Regions from separate parts of the Homo sapiens genome. Here region 2 is linked to region 1. A link is an interaction called in ENCODE POLR2A ChIA-PET data of the cell type or tissue named here. Cell type or tissue: A673. All regions are shown on one strand. Links, peaks and the distances in the headings refer to the core of each region. The heading gives the core; the rest is flanking DNA. Region 1 overlaps PARD6B (par-6 family cell polarity regulator beta). Region 2 overlaps RIPOR3 (RIPOR family member 3).

Region 1 (6,253 bases), core at 1,752-4,251:
CACACACTAACAATAAAAGGAATGATTTCAAATGAGACTGGGAATGGGAACAAGAATAGGTTAAAGGAGAGACTTCCATATTTCCAAAGTCAAGAGAATTGCCTTTTAAAACATAAATTATATAGCCATACAGAATTAATTTGAAAATATGAAAGCTATAGGAAGGACAAACACCAATTTGAACAACTGTTGCAAAGTTTCATAACTCAAGAAAAGATAGCTTCCTGGCTAGGCGCTCATGCCTGCAATCCAGCACTTTGGGAGGAGATGGGCGGATCACTTGAGGTCAGGAGTTTGAGACCCACCTGACCAACATGGTGAAACTCCATCTCTACTAAAAATACAAAAAAATAAGCCAGACGTGTTGGCGCACACCTGTAATCTTAGCTACTCAGAAGGCTGAGGCAGGAGAATTGCTTGAACCCGGGAGCTGAGATTGCACCACTGCACTCCAGCCTGGGTGACAGAGACTCTGTCTCAAAAAAAAAAAAAAAAAGCTTCCTCAGCTTTATAACATGGGAAGTAACTCCTAAAAACAGCCAAGTGGTTTGATTCTTAGAAACCAGAAATGCACAACTGGGCGCGGTGGCTCACGCCTGTAATCCCAGCACTTTGGGAGGCCGAGGCGGGCGGATCAGGAGGTCAGGAGATTGAGACCTTCCTGGCTAACACTGCGAAACCCCGTCTCTACTAAAAATTAGCCAGGCATGGTGGCAGGCGCCTGTAGTCCCAGCTACTTGGGAGGCTGAGGCAGGAGAATGGTGTGAACCCAGGAGGTAGAGCTTGCAGTGAGCCAAGATCGCGCCACTGCACTCCAGCCTGGGCGATAGAGCGAGACTCCATCTCAAAAAAAAAAAAAAAAAAAAAAAGAAAGAAAAGAAAAGAAACTGGAAATGTACTTGAGAACATCATTTGTTACAATTTATTAGAAAGGAACATAAAAAAACAAAAATCAAAATAGGCTGGGCATGGTGGCTCTAATCCTAGCATTTTGGGAAGCCGAGGCAGGACTGCTTAAGCCCAGGAGTTCAAGACCAACTTGGGCAACATGGCGAAACCCTGTCTCTACAAAAAATACAAAAAGTAGACAGATGTGGTGGTATGTGCCTATGGTCCCAGCTACTCAGGAGGCTGAGGTGGGAGGACTGCTTGAGCCCAGGGGATTGAGGCTGCAGAGAGCTGTGATCATGCCACTGCATTCCAGTGTGGGCAACAGAGTGAGACCCAGTCACTAAAAAAAAAAAAAAAAAAAAAAAAAAAAAAAATCAAAATAAAATATTGGGAACATGAGACCTTTAAGAGCTGAGGTCCCCAATGTACCACAAGAGAGAATCAGACTTCACATTAGAATTTTAAAAATACAGTTAAAGGAAAAATTAACTGGGCTCTGCACAGCAGGTTAAATATGCAACCACTTCCAACAGAAATGATCTAGTCTTCTCACATAGTTCCAAGAATGTGCTTTAACATCTGATTCTCCACAGACAAAACAGCAAAAGCACGTAACTTCATCAGCAAAGGCCCCTTTGTTTTGGACTTAAATTCACCTCTGATCCACCAAAGTTTATATTAACAATTATCAAACTACTACTTTAATAATATTGTAAGCTTGCAACGTTACTCGTCTCATGCCTATTCCACGTCACTGGTCAGAGGTATATATGCTTTTAAACTAGCCAAATGTACAAGTCCTCATGGCATCCTCACTCTGAAAACATTCAAACCACGGTTTCATAATGTTATGATTGTTCCATCTTCTTCTAAGAGTTTTTGATCTGGAGCATGTGTTTCAAATTCCGTGTTTGAGCTGCTTGCTATGGCTGCTAAGCTCACTTCATTAGAGGGAATAAAGCCATTCTGTCCAGACTCAAAGCTTAGCTCTATCTGTGTTAATGACTCCAGGCTCTCAGTATTAGGAACAGCTTTTGGAATCTGCTGTGGCACTCCATTGTCTTCAATGATAATGTCATCTTCTTCGCTGTCTTCATCCTCTGGCTCAAAGCTTGGTTCAATCTGCTGTGGGTAGCCAAGAAGGCTGTTATCAGTAGACTGACCGGAACTGCCAGAAGTCCGACTGTTCCTCACAACATTATTCCTCTGGTTTGCCGGTCTCACTGTTATGATGAGGTTACGGCTATTTGCAATCATCATGTCTGTTACTTGATCAAGGCTCTTCCCTGAAACTTCTATGCCATTAACTTCTAAAACTTCATCATTAACAGCTAATAGTCCTGTACTTTGAGCCAGACCTCCTGGGACAAGCCTGGATATAAAGATCCCTGGAACCTTTTCTAAGCCATGTGGTGTTACCCTGACACTGGAGCCATCCCGGATGTAGAATCCTAGGGGTTTCTCCGTGCCGTATTTGTAAAGACGTACCCTACGATGCGTTTCTGGGAGAATATCCACGTCTATAATAGAAGACACAGGTCTAAAGTCTTGGGGCATACTAATGACTATATGTGGCTTTTTTCTATGGTTGTCAGGACGCAATACGTTGGTTAAAACATTCTTCTTCTTTATTAGCGTGTCTGTACCAAAGGCACTGTAGTCTGCTTCTTCTGTTTAAAAATAAAACAAAATAATTATAGAAATGCTGTAAAAATATCTATTCACTTGCAGCTGAATCTGTACAGAAAGGATAACTCAAAATATATTTGGTATATAAACAAACTAGCTAATAAGCTTATTCTAATCAGATCATAATCTAGTACAGTAGTAAAATGCCATACCAGAAAAAACCACTAGGTGGCCATCTCAAATACACATCACAAAATAAACCAATGTTGAAGTTAAATTTGATAGAGCTCATTCACTTTTAAACATTAAATATGGCAAATGAAACTATGATAGATCTTACATATTTTTTTTTTTTTTGAGATGGAGTCTCGCTCTGTCGACCAGGCTGGAGTGCAGTGGCGTGACCTCGGCTCACTGCAACCTCCGCCTCCCGGGTTCAAGCAATTCTCCTGCCTCACCCTCCCGAGTAGCTGGGACTACAGGTGTGTGCCACCAGGCCTGGCTAACTTTTTGTATTTTTAGTACAGATGGGGTTTCACCGTGTTAGCCAGGATGGTCTCGATTTCCTGACCTCATGATCCACCCACCTCGGCCTCCCAAAGTGCTGGAATTATAGGCGTGAGCCACCGCACCTGGCCAGATCTTACATATTCTTAAACATCATTAAATATATATGTATTTTTACTTTTTTTTGAATAGGGTCTTGCTATGTTGCCCAGGCTGGTTTTGAACTCCTGGCCTCAGGAGATCCTCCCGCCTCAGCCTCTCAATGTGCTAGGAGTACAGGTGAGAGCTACTGTGTCCGGCCTTAAAACATCATTTTAAACCAGTTACTTAAAATACATTTTTCCTTCACTTGTTTAAAAAACTTGTAATGTGGTTGGGCGTGGTGCCTCACGTCTATAATCCCAGTGCTTTTTTGGGAGGCCATGGTGAGTGGATCACTTGAGCCCAGCCTGGGCAACAGCGTGAGACCCTGTCTTTATGAAAAGTAAAAAAAAATTAGCCAGGTGTGGTAGGTAGCGTCTGCCTGGAGTCCCGGCTACTTGGGAGGCTGAGATGGGAGGATGGCTTCACTCCAGGATTCAGGTCTGCAGCGCACTATGATCACTGCACTCCAGCCTCGGTAACAAAACAAAAACACGCCTGCAATTTGCATGTTTATCATATTCAACTCAAATACTTGAAGTGGGATATTTGATTCTCAAGGTAAATCAGAGAGTAAAATCATATACCAATATCAGAGGCTGAGTGGGCAGATAATGTAATTGATGCTGATGCATATCAAACAAACACTTCGGAATTTTGGTATTCTGCAAATAAACACTCTCCCTCAGTTTTCTGTTGCTATTGTTTGAGACGGAGTCTCGCTCTGTCGTCCTGGCTGGAGTGCAGAGGCATGATCTCAGCTCACTGCCACCCCCGCCTCCCAGGTTCAAGCGATTCTCCTGCCTTAGCCTCCCAAGTGGCTTGGGATTACAGGCATGCGCCACTATGCCCAGATAATTTTTGTATTTTCAGTAGAGATGCGGTTTCACTATGTTGGCCAGGCTGGTCTTGATGGAACTCTTGACCTCAGGTGATCCACCTGCCTCAGCTTCCCAAAGTGCTGGGATTACAGGTGTGAGCCACCTCGCCCAGCAGGAATTCTTGATCTCTCATTTTCATTTTGAAAGAGGCAAAGGTGGAGTTTTAACTTTTTTCTTTACTGTGTGAAAAACTATGCATAAAGTTCAATGGTATTTTGTCCTCAGTGGTGGTGACACAGACAATAGGAAGTAGTAGGACTCTGGCAAACTGGAGAGCTCCTGCCTCATTTAGATGGCATAGCTGCTTCTCAGTTCCTCGCAGATTTTCTTCATGCCAGAAAGTCTTGTTTTTAGGCAAAATCTTGCGATCTTTAAATACTGCCGCCTAATTAAATAATAAACTAAAAGGGAAAACAGAACACCTAACACCAGATATGGTTAAATTATATGGCTGAAGGAAGATAGTCTATAAACAAAACATTTCATCAGAGAATGAGAGGTAAAACAGAAAATGAAACTAACAGCAGAAACAAAAGTTAAAATAGTATTTTCAAAAATAACTACAATGAGGATAAACTAAAAAGTGAAATTTACATGAATTAAAAAAAAAACACAACAACTTCAATAATGCCTCTCCCTGGTTTTCCAGTGGCTAGGCAAAAAAAAAAAAAAAAAAAAAAAGAAAGAAAGAAAAAAAGAAAAAGAAAAGAAAAGACAACAACAAAAAATAAATGGCTTCCCTCCTCCTCCACAAAATAGTTGAAAATCCTAGTCTCAGCTGCTGCCACAGAAAACACCAATCTCACCATCTTGCGTTTGTATAGCGCTTCAACTCATATTCTCTTGTTTAATCCTAAACCCCCTCATTGCTAAACTATTATCATCTTCACTTTATAACCAATAAATTAAGGGTACAACGTAAGTTACACAGAAAGAACTAGAGCCCAGGTTTTCTTACGAGGCTAGTATCTTCCAAGTCACAATAATGAATGCCAAGTATCAATTATGTCAGAGTATGGGGAGCTTTAGTATTCTTTTCTGATGCTGCGTGAACACTCTTCAAAACCTAGTTTCAGATAAATATATAAGGTTACGGGTATCTTATTTTTTTGGCATTTTTTTCCCCTTGGGGACACTTGTAATCATTTATAAGTATTTGCATTGGGCTCTTACAGAGACAGAAATGTATTTATAATATGGCTTTGGATATAAATCCATTGGTACAACAATCTTTTTGGCAAAAAAACCTATCAAGAATAGTCTTCTGGTAATGTGTTTTCTCAAAATCATACATATTTGTGTTTTAAAACAATCAATAAGGAAAGCCTATATAACATTTATAAGGGAAATTCCAGACCATATAAACTGAGAACAGTATTACGTTGCCTACATACCTACTCATGGGAAACCTAACCAAAATAAACTCCAAATCTGCATAATTTGGCATCACATCCAGACTCCATTTGAATGCTCTCTGCTAAATTCTCAAAAGCAATATGCCCCAGTACAAAGCCACCTTTGTTCTCCCATCTAGCTAATCAGTTTCCAGCCACTGGGAAAGAAAATATTTTGGCAGAAAGCCAGGGTTCAGGGTGTTAAAGTGTAAAGGTGAATGTCCACAAGGAATTGGAGTTGACTTTCTACCTGAACACTATCAGAGCATTAAACTCAGAATGAGATGGAAAGTTTGAAAACTTGATCATAGCAACTGTCCACTTGTATAAATTCACTTATGCAACAGTACATGATATGGGCTGATACAGCAGCACCGCATTTATCCCAAGCCTTTTCTTCAGCCAATGATCTCGGCTAACTGAACAGACAAGGATCCACCTAGAAGGCCTCCAAATAGTCAAACTGGATGTCTTACTTTCTTACACACAAATAGTGGCTGTTCTTCACTTATCCTGCAGGGCTTCCCTCTGAACCTCTTACTCTTTAAACATTAATTCTGAAAAGCCTAGTAATCTCATTCCTTTGCTCATAGAGGGTCATAAACCACACATTCAGAGCAAAGGGTAAGGATCCATTTGTGGGTGGCAGGCAGATGTAAGACATAAAAGCTTCACAGTGAGTAAAAAGCAAATCTAGAAAAAAAAAAAAACTTCTACATAAGCTCCATCAGTATCCCCATACAGTAACAAAACAGCAACCATTATAGTACAGCCATCAACAAAGTTCAAGATTATGCCCCACTTGAAGAT
Region 2 (6,253 bases), core at 2,385-4,884, 160 kb after region 1:
GAGGGAAGTACCCAGGACAGCTGGAAATAGGTGGGTTCCCTTCTGTCCTGTCGTCCCCTCCCACAGAAAGGCTGTATTGAGTCTCCAGGGCCTTCAGGGTGGCCACAGCTGGCCTCATTTCAGCCCTGTCTTCACCTCTGTGTCTTCATGCCATCGGACGGAGGAGCTTTCTCAGCTTCAGTGCGAGTCACCGCCCTTTCACCGGGCGAGAAGGGGCCTCCACGTGGGGCCTTCTGAGCAGTCTGTGGAGCCCTGAAGCTGCGTGCAAACTTGGTGGGCCGGTGCATTTTTTTTTTTTTTTTTTTTTGAGATGGAGTCTCACTCTGTCGCCCAGGCTATAGTGCTGTGGCACAATCATGGCTCACTGCAACCTCTACCTCCCGGGTTCAAGCGATTCTTCTGCCTCAGCCTCCCGAGTAGCTGGGATTACAGGTGTGCACCACCACGCTTGGCTAATTTTCTTTTTTTGTATTTTTAGTAGAGACGGGGTTTCGCCATATTGGCCAGGCTGGTCTCGAACTCCTGACCTTGTGATTCGCCCGCCTCGGCCTCCCAAAGTGCTGGGATTACAGGCATGAGCCACTGCGCCCGGCCGCCAGAGCATTTTTCTGGGGACAGATTCCATGCCTCCCACCAGAGCCTGACGGGTAAAGAATGAACCTTATGGGAAGGGAGGCAGGCAGGGGCCCACGAGGGTATCTAGAAATGCTGGCTGGACTGCGTTCTTCCCCAGAATTTGCCTTTCTCTGTGGAGCAAGTGAAAGGTGACAGTCATGTTCCAAGCACCACCTGGACTGCTTGTTGACATGCATATTCCCAGGCCCTGCCTCCGGGATTTTGATCCAGGTGTGGTGTGGGGCCCAGGGCATGGGGATGAACCCAACACGGTCTGACTCAGGGTGAGTTGGAGTCACAGTCCTGACTCTAGCTGGGCACACTCCTCCCCTACAGCACAGGGAATGCAGTGAGGGACACCTGCCCTCGTGCCATCAGAAACCCTTTTTTTTTTTGAGATGGGGTTTCACTCATGGTTGCCCAGACTGGAATGCAGTGGCGCAATCTTGGCTCACTACAACCTCCACCTCCCGGGTTCAAGCGATTCTCCTGCCTCAGCCTCCAGAGTTGCTGGGAAACAGGCAGGCACCACCACACCCAGCTAATTTTGTATTTTTAGTAGAGATGGGGTTTCACCATGTTGGTCAGGCTGGTCTCGAACTCCTGACCTCAGGTGATCTGCCCACCTTGGCCTCCCAAAGTGCTGGGGTTACAGGTGCGAGCCACTGCGCCCGGCCCAGAAAGCCTTTTAGCTGACCAGGCTACTCCCAGCTGAGAAGCGTGGAGGGTCGAGGTCTCAGTTTCTCCTGATGTACTCTCCCCTTTGGCCAGCGTGCCGCAGGCTCCTGGAGCAGGTGGTCAGCTGTGGTGGGCTGCTCCCCGGAGCTGGGCTCCCAGAAGAACAGATCATTACCTGGTTCCAGTTTCACAGCTACCTGCAGAGGCAGAGCGTCTCTGACCTGGAGAAGCACTTCACCCAGCTCACCAAGGAAGGTAAGACTGGGGTGGGTGGCTGTCATAGCAGAGGAATATCCACGGAGCCCTGTCACATGCAGTTTCTCAGGTTATAATTCAGAACCACTACATCCATCCCCGCCAACTGTTCTTTTGGGAACCCCGATTTAATGAGATTCTGCGTTCAGCCGATGGGGGCTGATATTAGCTCCAAGGGAAGTCAGCTTTAAAAAGCACGGAACAGAGGTCAGAGCTGGGTAGGAGGGTGATCTTGGCTGGCCAGAGTCCCTGGAAGTGTGGGCTGTGGTTTTATTAATTTATGGAGCATATTTGACCCCTTGTTAAAAGGCCTTCCTGGAGATTCCAGGAGCTCCCTGTGAAATTAGTCCAGGCTGGGCCTTGGTGATCATCCCGGTGGGTCTGGGATTTGTTCCTCTGTGGCTACTGGCAGCAGCCAAGCAAACTTGCAGCTGTCCTGCCAAACTCCCATTCAGGGGACCTGGGCCCACCTCTTTCCTGTCTTCTAGTGACACTCATCGAGGAGCTTCACTGTGCGGGACAGGCCAAGGTGGTCCGGAAGCTGCAGGGGAAGCGGCTGGGCCAGCTCCAGCCTCTGCCCCAGACCTTAAGAGCCTGGGCGCTGCTCCAGCTGGACGGCACTCCGAGGGTGTGCAGGGCGGCCAGCGCTCGCCTGGCTGGTGCAGTCAGGAACAGAAGCTTCCGGGAAAAGGTACGTTGTCCAGGGCAGGTGGCAGACCCTGGCCACAGATGTGTGGGCATAGGTAAGCTGGTGTTCTCATGGAAAAGTACAAAGAAGTGAGTGCCAGGGGCTGCAGTAGCTGTGAGCTATTTTGATGGAGGGACCTGGGCTACGATCTAACACACATGAATGCACCTTGCTGCTTCCAAAGCAACACATCTGTTAGGCCTCTGAGATGTCACTTGCACGCTGAATGTTTTTCTTAGTGCGTTTTTTGTCTGTCTGTTTAGACAGAGTTCTGCTCTGTTGCCCAGGCTGGAGTCCAGTGCCACGATCTTGCAACCTCCACCTCCTGGGTTCAAGCAATTCTCCTGCCTCAGCCTCCTGAGTAGCTGGGATTACAGGCGCCCACCACCATACCCAGCTAATTTTTGTAATTTTAGTAGATACAGGGTTTCACCATGTTGGCCAGGCTGGTCTCAAACTCCTGACCCTGCGATCCGCCTGCCTTGGCTTCCCAAAGTGCTGGGATTACAGGCGTGAGCCACTGCGCCCAGCCTTTCTTAGTGTTTTGATAGTCATCCTTATTTACTTTCAATTAATATTCATGGCTACCTGGTAATGGGTCACTGTGTTCAGTCCATTTGAAAACCAAGAGAGTGGACCTCTCTGCTTTTTCACTCTTTGCCTGTAACTACTGTACGTTTAAGGCGCCACACCCTGAGGGGTTCAGGAAGGGTGACATCAAGGGCATAGTCTACACTGATGGTCTCAGCTCCAGACTAGAGAGGAAATCTCCAGTTCCATTGCCAATAGCCCTTCTTGGAGCCCATCCGCCTACTTTGTGGTTGTTTTTAACTCTTTATTTGGAGACTTTTGAACTTGCAAAAGTAGACAGAGCAATATAATGAATCCACCTGCACCCATAACCCAAGCCCAACCACCATCAACCCATGGCCAATCCTGCCCCTTTCCCCTCCACTCCCCTGTATCACTTTGAAGCAACCTGAGGCATCCTATTTGACCTTAAATAGTTAACTATATGTGTCAAAAGGTTAAGAATTCTTTCAAAAATCACAACTCTAACACCATTATCTTATCTAAAAAATTAACTATCAATTCCTTTATATCATATATCTTATGTTCAAATTTCCAAGCCTCAAGCATCCTGTTTTATTTTTTGTTAAAATAGTATCTACATAAGGACACACATTGTGATTGGCTGATGGCTTCCAATCAATCTAAAGGTTTTTTTCCCCGTTTCTTTCTCTGCTTGCAATTAATTTGATCGATCCCAGGTTGACCTAGACTATCTAGACTTTGCTGCTTGCAGGAAGTTTAACGGTAGTTTAATGTATTTCTCTGTCTTCTGTAGTTCCTGAAAACTAGTAGTTGGCTTCAAGGATCCACTGAAGTCAGGTGTATTTTGTTTTTTGGGTATGGGGGTATATAAACAAGGCCTCCATGGGAAGCAGAGGCTGCAGGGAGCCGAGATTGTGCTACTGCACCCCAGGCTGGGCAACGAAGTGAGACTCTGTCTCAAAAAAAAAAAAAAAAAGGGCCTTCATCTTCATGTGACAGACTTTAGAGAGTAGGAAACACTGAGGTGGGGGCCAACCCAGTGACAGATTGCTTGGCCTCAGATGAGGGTGCTGAGGAAGGAGTAGGCTGCCATGACCTGGGACCCTGGGGTTAGAGGCAGTGGGCAGTGTGACATTTCCACACCGATGTGGCCTCACAGCCTTCACCAGAGCCCTGTGTAGGAGGAGCGGGAGGACCCGATCCTACTCCCAGTCTGTCTTCCCAAAGCAGCAGACACTTTGGAGAGCCACCTGCAGATGGAAAGGCGGCCATTCTCTTTTGGCTCTGGGCCCAGGTCCCTGGAGCCAACTCTACACCTGGGCCCCTCCATCGCCCCACCCGTGCAGTTGAAGGTGCAGCCACTCGACTGAGTGAGGGCAAACCCACTCCTGGGTTTCCCTTTGCAGCCGCAGACGCTGGACTCCACTGCGGGCCGGGCATAACCCTGTGTGCTTTCTGACAAACCCTACAATAACACATGAAGCAAGTGCCAGCTTTGTTTTCAGCTGAGTCAAGTTAGGCCCAAAGACATGAACTGATGTGGCCATGGTCGTGAGACCGAAGAGGGCAGGGTCACCGCTGGGATTGGACAGGAGGGCTGAGGGGAATAGGCAGGTTTCCCTCTGGCCCAAGGCAGCAGCCTTGCCCGTTTTCAGCTGAAGAGGGCAACGCACATGGGATGATCAGTTCTTCTGTTGTTCTGAGCTGGGCATCTGATTTCTCTGATTCAGCATTTTATAGACAGCAGTTTCAGAATGCACTTCCGGAATATTATTAGACAAAAATAGCTTTCTTCATTGTATTAGCCCTGGCATCTGTTTTTAGGGATAAATTAAACACCACAGTATAGATCTTGTGACTGTGTACACAGGGCCCAAAGATGGACCGATCGTGTCCTGAACGTTGTTTAGAGAAAGATGGGCACAGCGTGCCTTACTGTCGGCACCTGGTGGCTGATGGACCCGGAACCATGGACTCCACTTCTGCTTACCCCTCCATTCACAGCCTCCTTACTCTCCCCAGGCTTTGCTGTTCTACACCAACGCCCTGGCAGAGAACGACGCAAGGCTCCAGCAGGCCGCATGCCTAGCGCTCAAACACCTCAAGGTGAGCCTGACGTTTCCCCATTAGTGGCTGATAGAAAAGCCTGCTTGTGGTTAGGGTTAAGGTTAGTTAACTTCAAAATGATTCCACTGGGGCTGGGCGTGATGGCTCACGCCTGTAATCTCAGCACTTTGGGAGGCCAAGGCAGGCAGATCACCTGAGGTCAGGAGTTTGAAACCAGCCTGGCCAACATGGCGAAACTCCATCTCTACTAATAATACACACACACAAAATTAGCTAGGCGTGGTGGCACATGCCTGTAGTCCCAGCTACTCGGGACTTGAACCCGGGAGGTGGAGGTTGCAGTGAGCCGAGATCGTGCCACTGCACTGCAGCCTGGGTGACAGAGCAAGACTCCATCTTAAAAAAAAAAAAAAAAAAGTTACAAAATACAGAGATAGAAAAGAAAGTTATCCATCATCCTAGAATGTAGCAGAAACAATGGTTGACATTCTGGTATGCTTCTTTTAAAAGTTTGTGGGTGTGTGTGAGCATTTAAAATTGTTGATCCAAACATAGTTTAAAAACAGTCAACAAAATAAGAACATTTTGTGTTAGACTGGCAGCACTTTAGCTTTTTTTTTTTTTTTTTTTTTTTTTTTTTCTTGAGATGGAGTCTTGTTCTGTCACCCAGGCTGGAGTGCAGTGGCGCGATCTCGGCTCACTGCAAGCTCTGCCTTCTGGGTTCACACCATTCTCCTGCCTCAGCCTCCCCAGCAACTGGGACTACAGGCGCCCACCACCACGCCCGGCTAATTTTTTTGTATTTTTAGTAGAGATGGGGTTTTACCTGTGTTAGCCAGGATGGTCTCGATCTCCTGACCTCGTGATCTGCCCGCCTCGGCCTCCCAAAGTGCTGGGATTACAGGCATGAGCCACCGCGCCCGGCCTAGAATTCTTTATTTGTGGTGTTTTTTTTCTTTTTTTTTTTTTTTTTTTCACTTGAGAATTCTTTATGAAGGGGCTATCAAGTGTATACCTTAATTTAACCTACTCAGCTGCTTTCATAGGAAAGTTTACTTCATCCAATTTTTATCATAAATCATGTCTTATGATCATGTTTGTGCATAAAGCTTTAAAAAAACATGGAGTTCTGAATTATTTCCTTAGGCTAGACCCAATTCTAGGACCGGAGAATATGAGCATTTTTGAGACTCTTGATACAACCCACACATAGATCCCATGGATGTGAGGGGATGCCCGCTTTCCCTCAACCTCACCTGCATTTGGAATTGCACAATTGCTAGATGAAAGATAATTCAGTACAGATTGAACTCCCATTCATTCTGGGATGGATCAGCAGGAAATTCTAAGAGGAGAAGCTGGTTAGGATCAGAAAACCAGCGAGGGCCAGGTGCC

Evidence for each region. Peaks named below come from ENCODE experiments on the same cell type or tissue, not always from the same donor. Only the 100,000 strongest peaks of a DNase experiment are listed, where the experiment ranks them.
Region 2: POLR2A ChIA-PET joins it to region 1 with 15 read pairs; 10 of 35 experiments call an interaction of 5 or more read pairs at or near these places.

What each region holds. Positions count from the first base shown.
Region 1 is chr20:50,745,967-50,752,219 of GRCh38, reverse strand. It overlaps PARD6B (par-6 family cell polarity regulator beta), which reads right to left. Exons shown (of 3, transcript NM_032521.3): 3 at 1-2,561. The coding sequence ends at 1,732. Among named protein-coding and RNA genes, the nearest start is that of PARD6B, 18 kb to the right of the region's middle. In A673, for the core only: a CTCF peak has its summit at 2,740 (motif pointing right); a DNase peak (open chromatin) is centred at 2,759; H3K27ac peaks cover 266 bases.
Region 2 is chr20:50,588,330-50,594,582 of GRCh38, reverse strand. It overlaps RIPOR3 (RIPOR family member 3), which reads left to right. Exons shown (of 22, transcript NM_001290268.2): 17 at 1-30; 18 at 1,387-1,548; 19 at 2,037-2,239; 20 at 4,814-4,897. Among named protein-coding and RNA genes, the nearest start is that of MIR645, 5.7 kb to the right of the region's middle. RefSeq lists a silencer at 6,157-6,253. In A673, for the core only: no CTCF peak of the experiment used is centred there; no DNase peak of the experiment used is centred there.